Linked DNA regions of Homo sapiens: region 2 is linked to region 1. Evidence: read pairs that join two places in POLR2A ChIA-PET (ENCODE). Cell type or tissue: GM12878. All regions are shown on one strand. Links, peaks and the distances in the headings refer to the core of each region. The heading gives the core; the rest is flanking DNA.

What was found. Peaks named below come from ENCODE experiments on the same cell type or tissue, not always from the same donor. Only the 100,000 strongest peaks of a DNase experiment are listed, where the experiment ranks them.
Region 2: POLR2A ChIA-PET joins it to region 1 with 5 read pairs; 2 of 35 experiments call an interaction of 5 or more read pairs at or near these places.

The regions. Positions count from the first base shown.
Region 1 is chr1:154,765,487-154,767,986 of GRCh38, reverse strand. The region is part of intron 3 of KCNN3 (potassium calcium-activated channel subfamily N member 3); the gene reads left to right. Among named protein-coding and RNA genes, the nearest start is that of KCNN3, 100 kb to the left of the region's middle. In GM12878, for the core only: a CTCF peak has its summit at 1,805; no DNase peak of the experiment used is centred there.
Region 2 is chr1:154,839,238-154,849,717 of GRCh38, reverse strand. The region is part of intron 1 of KCNN3 (potassium calcium-activated channel subfamily N member 3); the gene reads left to right. Among named protein-coding and RNA genes, the nearest start is that of KCNN3, 26 kb to the left of the region's middle. RefSeq lists enhancers at 3,874-3,933, 4,254-4,313, 8,891-9,185, 8,840-9,341. In GM12878, for the core only: no CTCF peak of the experiment used is centred there; no DNase peak of the experiment used is centred there; H3K4me3 peaks cover 1,154 bases; H3K27ac peaks cover 1,703 bases.

The DNA of each region.
Region 1 (2,500 bases), core at 1-2,500:
ACTTCTGAAGTTGCTATGGAAATCTCTCTACAGCAAGATGTATTTTAAAAGACAGTTCTCATATCTTGGGTTGGTTTTTATGTGACAACAAAGGTTTTTCATATTTCCTCCTCCCAAGGAGAGAAAGTGGGATCATAATTACGCAGAACAGCCGTGCCATGGGGAGGGCAGCGCCTGGTTGCTGGGAGGGCAGTGACAACAGTGGGCTTGTTTTCCTTGGCCCCCAGAGAGGCATTACATCATGGGTTCCGAGGCCTGACAGTTGTGGCACTCTGCATTCTCTGGGATTCTCCTGGCTGCCTGCCCACCTCCCTCAGGGAGGAACCTCCTGATTTTACACTGTCAAGTGCCAAGCAGCTTTACTGGTGGAGAGACCATCTGAGGCCCCGGGTCCTCACTGCGGCAGCAGGTTGGAGAGCCAGCCTTCCTAGCGTGCCTTGAGCAGTGCAGTGGCCTGCCAGCTCACCTTTGTATGTTTATCTCCTTGGGAGGAGCAACAAGGCCTCCCATAACATTGATGAAGTGGGGTGAGCCTTGCTGTCACAGCCATGCTTTATAAATGACCTTACTGTCCTCTTGAGTGGATTCCCTTCGGACCCTTTGGACCCTTCACTTTGGTCCCTCCTGAGGCTCCAAATTCTGCAACAGGCTGTCTCAGTGTCCCAGGCCTTCCAGTCTGTCAACAGGTTTTTTATTTTGCTGGTTAACTTTTGGCATACTGATATTTTAATGAGAAATTTTATTCTGGAGATCTGGCTCCTAAAGCAGGAGAAAAACAATTTGTGGCCCATTCTTTCTCTCATTAAGAGAGCCACCACTCCCATTGTAAGGAGATAAAAAGAGGCTTCCTTGCTGTACTCTCTTCTGCCCCTGCCTCAGACACCCAGGCCTGCACTTGCCAGCAGCAGGAAGCAAGACCACAGCTCCCTCCTCCTCCCATCTCCTTCCCACAACCTCCTACCCCCTCCAAGAAGGGGTACTTCCACTCCAAGAAAACAGTAGGAATGGCCAGGCTCGGTGGCTCACGCCTGTAATCCCAGCACTTTGGGAGGCCGAGGCGGGCAGATCACGAGGTCAGGAGATCGAGACCATCCTGGCTAACACGGTGAAACCCCCGTCTCTACTAAAAATACAAAAAAATTAGCCGGGCATGGTGGCACACACCTGTAGTCCCAGCTACTCGGGAGGCTGGGACAGGAGAATGGCGTGAACCCAGGAGGCGGAGCTTGCAGTGAGCCGAGATCACGCCACTGCACTCCAGCCTGGGTGACAGAGCCAGACTCCATCTCAAAAAAAAAAAAACAAACCCCAAAACAAAACAGTAGGAAAGTGGTCATTACAGGGATGAAGCACCCTACATGGGGTTGATGGAAGCCTGCAAGCTAAACCCTGTAGGCTGAGCAGAACTGAGCAGAGCCTGGGAACAGTGGGGCCAGGCACTGTGGTTCCTCATGGACTGCTTTGGTTTGAGTTATAACCTCCAATGTGGGGCACACGCACAGTGATCCATGGGACTATTGGGAGAAATGATCAGAACTTCTACATATATATATATATATATATATATATAAAGCCTGGCTAGTATTTAATAAATGGATAGAGAGCAATACATGTCTGTAATTTATAATAAATATATGTATAATGGAGGAGGGCATGCTCAAAAAATTTTTAATTGGTAGGAGCCCATGATTTTAAAAGTTTGCAAACCACTGGTTTATGATATCAGAGGACTAGTTAGAGAGGATAGGAAAGTAGCCTACCACATGGGATGAAGCCTGCTAGACCCAGGAACCCTGCCCTCTAGCTGGAGAAGTGAGAAGTTAGCCTCCTGTAGGGAAGGAGCAGCCTGTAGCGATCCCCTTCTGGTGCCAGGCGGAGAGATAGATGGCTGGGGAGGGGGAAGGTGGGGAGGCGACAGGGATCCTGCTGGAGGCCTTTGAGAAAAACCTGCAGCATTAAGGAAGAGGAAAATAATCCTGAAGATTCCTGAAAAATGTTTAATTATGAAAAACAAAAAGCAACATTAGAAGAGTCTTGGGTGGCCAGGCACAGTGGCTCACGCCTGTAATCCCAACACTTTGGGAGGTCAAAGCAGGTGGATCGCTTGAGGTCAGGAGTTGGAGACCAGCCTGACCAACACAGCAAAAACCCATCTCTGCCAAAAACAAAACAAAACAAAACAAAAAAAAACCAAAAAAAACATTAGCCGGGAGTGGTGGTGCATCTGTAGACTCAGGAGGCTGAGGTGGGGGGATCACCTAACCTGGGAGGTCAAGAGTGCAGCGAGCAGAGATTGCGCCACTGCACTCCAGCCTGGGTGACAGAGTGAGACCCTGTCTCAAAAAAAAAAAAAAAAAAGGAAAAAGAAAGAAGAGTCTTGGGCATCTCTAATAGGGTGCCAGAATATATATGATCCTTATGATAGAGAAGAGTGGGCAGATGTGAAATGAAAATGTATCTGGTTCACATAAGCACAGAGTTCCAGAAAACTAAAATTGTT
Region 2 (10,480 bases), core at 3,638-6,137, 78 kb before region 1:
CTAACTGCAGCCTGCCCTTCCAGGTCCTCTCGTTCCCTCACCCTTTCCCAAGGGGGCTGCCTCTGTCATCAAGCAGCCTGGTCCAGGAGTCAGCAGACCTGAATTCAAGTCCTGACTCCTCATGCCTCAGTGAAGTTTTTCCTTAGTTTCTAGTCTCCATGTCTTTTCATCCTTGGAAATCTTGTCTTGAGTGGGGCAGTGGTGTCTACACAGTAATGGGGCTGTGGTGTGGACTGAGTGGGAACCCGGATGGGAAGCATGCTTAGTCAGCTGTGATGTGCCGGCAAAGGGAGGCAGCAGGCCAATCCGCTTTCTAGTCCAGCACTGAATAATAGCCTTGGGGGGCATTGCCCAGGAACCCCCATTGGCCCCTGCGAGGCCACATGGCTGTTCTCCCAGGCCTGCTCCATCTTGCTTCTTGCTTGTGTTTCCTTGAACAGGTGGAGCTAGTCTCCATTTGGGGAAGATGGAATTTGCAGGAAAATGCAGGGCTATTATTTCTGTGCTGTGTGAGTGGGAGACAGAGCTGGTTGAGTGGCAGATTTCCTGGCAGGGGGAGAAACAGCTAAGTGTGCCAGCCCAGGCATCGCTAGAATCCTCTTGAGGTGAGTGGGCCAGGATTCCCCAGTGGCCACCTCGGGAAGCAAACATTTGTTCTGAGCTCAGGACCAGCCCCAGGAAAAGATGGGGTTTGCTGTCGGGGAAAGGTCTGTACCAATATATTGAAGCTCTGAGAACATTCTACTCGGCAAACTTTCACTGATGCCCATTCTGTGGCAGGCACTGGCCCCGGGGACGTTGGGGGACACAGAGATGGATGAGGCTGAGGGGGTGTTCGGGCTGCCGTAACTCTGAGGCAAGGCAGACTGTGCTAAGTGCGGTAGAGAGGCTCTGCATCCCGTTAAGGGCCTGCCGCGGATATTAATGTTTGGAGGCTTCTTAGAAGAAGTAGGGGTTGAGCTGGGTTTTGAAGGAAGGTAGGGCTTCATGAGGCAAAAGGGAATGCGTGTTCTGAGCCGAGGCAACAGTAGGGGCAGAGGCTCAAAGTTGGAGAGTGCCCTGTGTTCTTAGGGAGGGCTGGAGAGGTAGGTTTTCCTAGAAGTTCTGGGAAGAGAAGACTGGAGAGGGACATGGAGCCCCCTGCCCGTGAAGCTGGTGGAGTAGTGGGGGCTTCACGAACTAGGCTGATGAATTTGCACTTTTGTCTAAAGGCACAGGGAACAGTGGAAGGTATGTGAGCAGGGCAGTGGTGTGCTCCAGCCACAGCATGGAGGATGGGTTATAGAGAGAGGAAGCTGGAAGCAGTGTTACTGCGATAGTTGTGAAAAGGAGGAATGAAGGCTTGAACCCAGCTCGGGGCAGTGGGAAGGGAAGATATGGGGGGAGGTCTGGGGAGGCAGGCAGCTTGTCAGGCTTCACCTTTCTCCATCCTGGGTATCTGAGTTGTGTGTGAGGCTCGAAGTGACTGTCGTGGCCCACTCGCCACATTGCTCTGCTCAAAGCCCAGCCTTTTCTTGGAGAATGACAAGCAGCGAGCATCAGGCAGCCTTCTGGTCCCAGAGAACAGGATGGCACGGTGCCCACACCAGCCGGCACCAGCCACTCTGGCTGGGGAGGGGGGGAGGCCTCCTTCTGGAACTCATCAGCGCTGGCTTCTGGCCAGGCCCAAAGGAGGTGGAATACACCCTCTTCCTGCTCGTTTTCAGAGATTTGGGAGGAGTAGGTATGGAGGACAGCAGCAGCGTGCTGGAGCCGGCTACTCTCGGGTTCGTGTCGGAGCTGGGGGAGTGACTGGCTGTGCAGTTGGGCAAGTTGCCTGGTCTCCCTGAACTTCAGTGTCTGTGTTTGTAAAGTGGGCATTATGATGCTTGGCCCACGGGTGGCTGTAAGGGCATCACACAGGTGTAATTACGCAGGTGTCATGTTCTTAGCTCAATAAATGGCCTCTGTTTTTAATTGTCAAGATATGATGATGGACTTGACTTGATGGGTGGGGAGAGGCAAGACCTCCTTGCCTTTAAAGGAGTTGAAGACTTGGGAAGCAGTTGGAATGGTGAATTCTATCTTGGGCGTGTTGGCTTTGAGGGGCTGGGGAAAATCCTAGGATATTCAGAAGAAATCTAGGGACTTCTAATCATGTGGTTCACATAAATGACCCTTACTATAATATCTATCTCAGAGTCAACTTTTCAAGACACCAGCCTCCCTGCAGGCAACCCCAGTGTGGCATCAGGAGAGCGGGGTCTTGGGTCAGCATGGCCAGCCCAGCCTCTGGCTTTGCTTGTGTCATTGGTGACTCCCCGTGGTCCTCGGTGCCTTCCTCCGTGATGGCATTTCCCATTGGCTGGCTGGGCCTCTGCCCAGGGATCCAGCTGGGTGCCGGCCCAGCTCAGGCTCCAGAGAGGAAAGAGCCCTGGATCTGGGGCCAGTGACCTGATATTCACGCTGGCTCTGCCCCTTCCCTCTCGGTGTGGCCTGGAGAGATGTGCAGGCTCCCCGAGGGCAGGGGGGGGTAGTGAGGAGGGTTCCAGGAGATGAGGGATGTGAAAGCAGCAGCACGTGCCTGGCACACAGGGGCCCTGGTAGATGCTTGGCGGACAAGTGAGGGCAGGCAGGGGAGGGGGCAGACAGGATTCAGGGAGGCAGGCCTGGGAGGAGCCCAGGGCTCAGGGAGGGGGGTGAGGGGTCAGGCGGAGCCGGCTCAACTCCTGGCTCTGCCGCTTACTAGCAGGAAGACTCCGAGTCCGGTGCCTGCTTTGGTCACATCCATGTGTGGGTGGTGGTGATGGGAGGTTGGCCTTGGGGGCCGCTCTAATGCCTACCTCACAACATAGTGATAGGTCTAGATGGATACACAGCACCAGGGCCTGAGAGTGCTGAATAAACCTTCATTCCTCCTCTAGTAAGCACAGTAAATCCCTAGAGGGCAGTCCCCAAAGGCCTTGATTACCCCAACTGTGGAGTACAGCGAGAAGTGGAGCTTCTGGAGCCAGTGCTTTCTCTGCTCAATTTTGTGTATTCTTTCACTCGTTCATCTGAAATCTGACCCAGCCCCATGGAAACTGGCTGCAGACACCCAATGGCAGTAGGGTACCAAGGGGCAGGGGAGCAATCGGCTCCCGGTGCAGACAATGAGGGGTACACTGTCTGTAGAGGATATAGAAAAATAAATAAAGCCAACAAAAAGTCTGGTTTTTGTTATTGCTGTGTACCGGCACTTCTAAACAAGGTCAGTGATAAAACACTCCTCCTCCCGGGGGGCAGACGCTCCTGGCTCCCCCTCAGTATGCTGCTGCCTAATCGTCCTCCAGAAAGGAGCCTCGGGGGCTGTAAATATCAGGAAGGAACTCAGCAAGGCCTGGCAGAAGAAGCCAGCGATGATTTGGAGAATAAGCCCATTGATGATTGCAATAGCAGCATGGATTTGGGGCTCAGGAGACCAGGAAGGGGAGGGTGCCACACTGTGAAGTAAGGGTAAGGCAAGAGAGTGGAGGTAACTGCTGTGGGTTCTGGCTGGGAGAGGCATCGTCTAGGCCCTTTAGACGTGGTCAGGAAGAGGGTGTACTTCATCTCCCTTGGGCCTGGCAGGAAGCCAGCGCTGATGGGTTCCAGAAGGAAAGCCCCCCAGCCAGGGCAGCCGCTGCCAGCTGGTGTTGGCTGGTGTGGGTGCTGTGCCACCCCACTGTTTTGGACCGGCAGGCTGCTTGCCATCTTCCAAAGGGGACTGGCCTCTTGACAAGGGTAGGAAAGGAGCCAGGGCTGCCCTATGGGCTTGGGGGCTGGTAGGGCGTTGGGGAAGGCAGGATTCACATTTCTCTAGCCTGGACAACAAGCATGTGCGTGAGGATCAAAATGAGCACTTTTAGGGTTTTATTACTATTATTTACTAAACAAGTTTCCTTGCAGGGTTGTGGAAGGGGCCCATGCAGAAGGATCTGTCTAGAGGAGGAGGCTCCGCATGTGTACAAGGGAAGGACGTGTGCCCTTGGGACTGGCTGGGGCACGGCCCTAGGGAAGTGTGTGTGTGTGTTTGCGGGGGTGGTCTGGTCATGTGGCCCCTTCCCTGACTGAACCCCTTGCAGGGCCCCATGCCACACAGCAATGCTGCGTCCGTTGCAGAAGCAGACACCTTTGGCTCCTGCTGTGTGGGAAGCAGGTGTGCATTAGTCAAGGTGGCCTCAGTGGTCCTGGGTAGTGGGGCCCCCGCAGTGAGAAAAGCAGAGACCTCTTGGGCCCGGGGGTGTAGGAGTCACTCTCCCTGATCTGCTCCCAAATGCAGGTGCATCTGGTTCCATTTGGAGCCGGTGAGCTGGCTGATGGTGGCTGTCTGGGGCTCCTGGGGCTGAGCAGCCAGGCTAAGCTTAGCCCACAGGCACTTCCCAGAAACTGGTGGCACTGTCACAGTGTTGGCTGGATGCTGAGGAGTTGGCAGGATACAGTGCAGGAACAGCAAATAGGTTTTATCTGGGTGTCAAGTTGAAACAATTGGTACCAGCTTCCAGGAGGGCTGTGTTGGGAAGGATTCTGAGGTGTTGTCTGAGCTCAATGGGAAGAGTGCCCTGATTGATTCATGAGGTCTATCTTGGGCAGGGGAAATGGAAGAGTGGCAAGGGGTTTGCCATCCCTGGTGTAGTGGAAAAAATACAGAGAGCCTAGATTTGATCTTAGGTGAGTGGCCCCAGTTTTTTTTCTCTCTCTTTTTTTTGTTTTTTGAGACGGGGTCTGGCTGTGTTGCCTAGGCTGGAGGGCAGTGGCACAATTTCAGTTCACTGCAACCTCCACCTCCTGGGCTCAAGCCATCTTCCCACCTCAGCTTCCCAAGTAGCTGAGACTACAGGTGCCCGCCACCATGCCCAGCTAATTTTTGTGTTTTTAGTAGAGGCGGGGTTTCACTATGTTGGTCAGGCTGGTCTTGAACTCCTGACCTCAGGTGATCCACCCGCCTCAGCCTCCCAAAGTGCTGGGATTACAGGCATGAGCCACTGCAACTGGCCCCCTAGTTTCCTCATGTCTAAAATGAGGGTAAAAATGTGGCCCTTCCAACCCGATAGCCTTATTGTGGGCGCTGAGTAAGATAGCAGAGCGAAAGCCCTTTGTAAAATATAAAAAAGCGATACAAACCCAGAGTGGGGGTTTTGTTGTTACTGAGTCTCCCAGGAACCTGGAGTGACTTCCCAATAATAACGTCTGCCCCACTGGGGACTACTCCATGGTCTGAGTGCCTGAGAGGCCTGACAGGATGTGTGACCGGCGCGATGCCCGGCACCCAGGCCTTTGACACCAAGTGTCAACGAGGTGTTTGGTCATGTTTCCAACTCTAAGTCACTTCATTTCTGTCTGACTCTCTCCCTGGCTTAAGATTTAGAGACTGTTTTCATGTCTAATGAAAGAAGGACAGAAAATCTCTCTCTAGAACCTTGTCTCTTACTCTCCATTAAAGGTAGCAAAATTGCTTTATAAAGTCTAAAAGCCTGACAAGAACGCGTACTAATAATGCATGAATTATGCAAATCTGTGTAGTCACTTGATTTGCATAATGGAGGGGCTGGAGGAGGGTTGGGGAGGGGAAGGAGTGAGGGTGAGGGCGTCTGCCCAGATCTGTGTGTAACGGGGGACATTCATTTGCTCCCTTGGGTGGAGTCCCCTTCTGCAAGCCCCTGCTGGTCCCGAGGGTGTGTTCTTTGGCCTTCCCCTGCTGGCCTGGTGTCTGCCCTTTGTGGCCTGGCTGTGCAGCCCCCCCTCCTACTTTCGGGGCAGTCACCGAGGCAGGGGCACCGCACCCTGTGCTGGACTCTTGTGTAGAACTGGCTTCATTAAATCTCACAGCCGCCCCTCCATGTCCAGACAGCCTTCCCTGAAAGTCCCCTGGGTCATTATTTCTCCAAACGTCTGTCTTGCTGAGGCATTGGACTTCGTTAAGTGCCGTCTGGAATTGTAACTATTGCCAAGTGCCTTTTTCTTGGGTTCTGTGGGAAGCAAGGGTGAGAAGGAGTCTCCGGGAGAGAACTCCCCACCTACCCCGCCTGGTTTCTCTCTCAGCGTTTCTCACTGTTGCTTTAAAAGGTTTCAGCCTCTGCTGTAAGGGGCCTCTTGCTTTTCTCTCCCAGCCTCCCTGCATACTCGCTAACCTTGGGACTTCAGATTTGATGAGGGGCCGGGCGCAGTGGCTCACACTTGTAATCCCTGCACTTTGGGAGGCCGAGGTGGGAGACTTGCTTGAGGCCAGGACAACATAGCCAGACCCCATCTCTATTAAAAAAAATATTTGATGAGGGCTGAGGCTGGGACTGAGGATACTTGAGGCTTGAGCTCAGTGGGTGCTGCCTGGAAGCCCGGGGATGTGGGCTCTCAAGCTGAAGGGACGCTGGGAACCAGCTGTGGAGAGCCAGGCAGCTGGCTTTTTTGTCTAGAACCTGGATGGGGCAGCTTCTTGTTCTGGGGAGGGGAACTGTTCTGCAGGGTGGATGGATGCAGGGAGCCAGCCCTGGTTGGGAGGTGGGAGGGGCAGGGACCATATCTAGCTCCTGGAGAGGCCAAGCAGACCGTCAAGGCTACAAACAGGCTGGGGTTCAGCTTATTTCAACATACTTCTTCAGCATCTATGTCTATGGGCTGGGCTTGTGCTAGGCCCTAGGTGTCAGAGATATGAAGGCACTCATAGCTGTCATTTATTGAGCTCCTATTATAAGTGTCAGGTCCTTCGCTAAGCCACTTATTTACACGTGTCATCTCATGTAATGTGTATGACAACTTTATGAGGTCACTACTCTTACTGCCCCATTTTATAGATGAGTAAGTTGAGGCTTGGTCACATGGCGAGGAAGTGGCAAAGTGGGGCTCTAAGTGAGGTCTTCGGACTCCAAAGCCCCTTCTGCAGACCGTGATGCTTTGCTGCCTCTGTTGAGTCAAACCGGACTCTTCCCTTGAGGCCCTGATGGTAACAGCAGTGTAAACAGATGGTGAGCACAGTGTAGTGTAATATATGCAAGGGGAGAGGTTGGAACCAGGCACAGAAGTAGCACTGAGCATTTAATTATGTCAGGGAGGGCCGGGGAAAGCTCACAGAGGAGGTGGTGGCGGGGGGGGGGTCCCTGAATGAGCCACAGGAGGGAAACCAGATTCTGTCTGGCACTTAGGGAAGCAGCCAGTGGAGGCTGCAGGTCAGTGGGCTGGGGTGAGGGGTAGGGGCTTTAAATCCCAGTTGCTTATAGCCCCCTTCTGCCCCACTTTTGGGGTGCGACCAGGTGATGTGAAGCTCAGGAGGTCATGGCTGGGACACTCAGGAAGGTCAAGTGTGGGGTGCTGCCCCAGGGCCCCTCTCCTCGGCCTGTATGTTCAATAGGTGCACTGGCCTCCCTGTCTTGGCCAGACAGCTCTGAGAGCCAGGGCTCTGTGGGTGCCTGAACTGTGTGTGGACCCTGCCTGGGATGAGGCCACAGCTGCTCCCACACCCGCACCTGCTCACACCCAAGAAGGGGGCCGCCATGATCACTGTGGAGGCCAGGGTGGGAGAACCCTCTGGACCATAGGGTCCCACCCCATTGCAGGGCAAAGAGGGGATCTGAGGCCCAGTGACTGGAAGTGATTTGCTGCAAGTCACACAGGCAGCAAGAAGTGGGTCAATCCCCCAAGGTTCTGGTTTGGAGCACTCCCGGGGGTCTCCCCTCACCCCTTACCCTGGGCTCGCCCTCTCCAGGCTGTGTGCCATCCTCACCACCTCTGTCGTGCCCTCGCTCACCCACGTGGCTACACTCTCGCGTGCGTTTCCTTCACACCTGGCCATCCTCTTAGGCCAGGCCAAGGCTTTGCTCTGGAGAGAACTTAAATGGCATTGTCAGATGAGGAAGGAGCAGAACCTGCCGATCCCATGACCTCCCAATAGGCCATCTGCACACACTCAGCCCGCTCTCCCCAGCCCTGCACAGCCCCTTCGGCTCGCACATCTCATCCTTACTCCTGCTAGCAAGCAAAGATGTCTGCAGGTGCTCTCATTCGGGGATGGGGATGTAGTAGGGAGACAATACCTGGTAGATAGAGCTGAACAACTTTCTGCAGAAAGTTTGGAGTGAGGGGGGCTCTGTGATGGAATAACAGGCATGAACCAGAAGCCTAATTCTATTGCTTAGAAGCTGTGTGGCTTTAGGCAAGCGACTTAACCTCTCTGAGTTTCAATCTCCTTATTAATAAAACAGGTACGAACAGTGCCTTGCTCAGTGGTCCCCTAACTTGGCTTCATTTTGGAATCCCCTGGGGATCTTTAAAAAAATGCTGATGCCTGGCTCCCAGCTTCTGACCTGATGTCACTGCCCTGAGGTGCAACCTGGGTGTGGGGATTTTAAAAAGCTCCCTGGGTGATACTAATGTGCCGCAAAGTTTGGGAACCACTGTCCCAGGGTTTGTTGGGGATTAAAGGAAGAATGCAGACACGTGGAGAGCGCTTACTAAATGGAGGTGATTATTTCAGTGTTCATCTCCCTGCCTCTCACTCCATTTAATGTGGAGTCTGTGGGACTGAGGTTTTTATTTTTATACCACAGTGGGTTTGCCAGAGTGCTGACCTAAGGGGGCTGTCAGCGGCCCATCTTTACCCGGAAAAGACCCTCCCTTGCGCCCTCACCATCTCTGCAGCCCTAGGGCAGGCCTCAGTCTTTCTGACAGGCCCCAGGGTCCTGATTAGGTCGGGGCCTGACCCCGCAGGGGCAGGCCTGCCCCTGGTCTCCACCTGGTGGCTTTGGGAATGGAAATGCTGGTTCCCACAAAGGCTTCTGGGAGACAGAAGCCTAAGATGGCAGGGTGCGGTGCACACACTCAGTCTGGATTCGGTGGCCTGACCTGGGGGATCCGGGGAGGGCGTTGGTGGGGGCAGAGGCGTGGGAGGGGCTGCTTCTTTGGAGCTCTCCACTCTGCTCCCTGGTACTGTCTGAGGCCCTGCAAACCTGAGCAGAGGCTGTGAGGGAAGACACATTTCTCCAGATTCCTCAGCTGTCCTGACAGGAAGTTGTGCATCACTGGGCTGACAGGAAGGAAATGGCTCTGCTGTTTGGAAAGAAATAGAGAATTCTGACTGGGGCTGAGGGAAAAGGTGTCTGCTTGGAGAAGCCGTTTTGTCCCGATATGAGGACTCTTTGTCTCTGCAGGCAGTTGCTCCCTGTTTATTTTCCTTTGAATGACAAGGATTGGCTTCAGTTAATGAGGAGCGGTGAGAGGAAAGTGAGAAGCGGCTTGTGAGATTTTGGGACACGGAAGCCTTCGCAGGAAACCTGGCCCTCTGCTTGTAATAAGCATCTTTCTTTCCCAGCTCCCTGCTTCGGGGACTGTGAGGTGACAAAGGATTTTGTGATCTCACACGCCGCTTTTTCTCCATCCACCAACCATACCTTTGCAAATGCTTTGATTTCTATTTCTTTTTACCACCCCAAAAACACAGTGGATCTTTTAATAGCACAAGGCCTTTTGAATCTCTAACCAATCAGTCTCCAAATCCTATCCAAAGTGCACTTAGAATAGACACTTTTAATAAAATATATTGCTTTTAAGCCAGTGTAAACCTGTGAAATTTGTACATTTCTTTTAGAGCATCTCTACAAATTTTACATTATTGAAATCACCACCCAGTGACCTTTTAGGAAATACTAGATAAATTGCAAGAGACAAATAGACAAACCAAATGGAGTAAGTACAATTTCCAGTGCCTTTCCTGCTAGGTTCCCAGTCTGAGTCTTAGAAATCCCTGACTCCCTGTGCCCCTCCCCCCAGCTCTGTGACCTAGCCCCTGCTCTGCAGGCCTCTCTGCCCACCCTGCCCCTGGCAAGGAGCTAGCAGCTGGGGTGTCATCTGAGAGCCATTTGCAGCTCTGAGAAGCAGCTCTGGTATGTGGCTCCTGGCACCTTGTCCCGTCTGTGTTTGTCTCTGCGCTCCATCATTCAAAACACTTCCACCAGTGGCCAGTGGCCAGGGCCCCCAGAAGGGCTCTTGGGGGTGGCTGAGGACTGCTTTAGAAAGGCTCAGATGCTCTGTGGCCGAGTCTGCCCCAGGCGAGGTCCTCAGCCTTGTCGAGTGAGAGCTGAGCGGGGGTCTGAGTCCAGCAACCCTCACTCACTGTGGAGCACTCTCTGTGCCTGGGCCAAACCTTCGTCAGCCAGGTGTGGATTATCCACTTTGTGGATTGCCTGTAGTGTCTTTTCCAAACCCAGGTCACGTTCGTCCCTGCTGCTGTCTCACTGCATGGGGACCTTTCCTCCCTATCAGCTGGTGGTGCTTAGGGGATGTAAATCAGGTGTCGTATCTTGTTTGTATTTTGTACAGGGAAAACAGAATTTGGAAGACAGATGGTCTCTAAAATCACATTACCAGAGCCTCCAAAGGGTCTCCTGGAGGCTCAGTGCTCCTTTGGGCTATGGGATCTGTTCCCCTTCTGGTGTAGGTACGCAGAGCCTTGGAGCAGTGATGGGGGTGGAGGGAGCACAACTGCGCCCTGCTT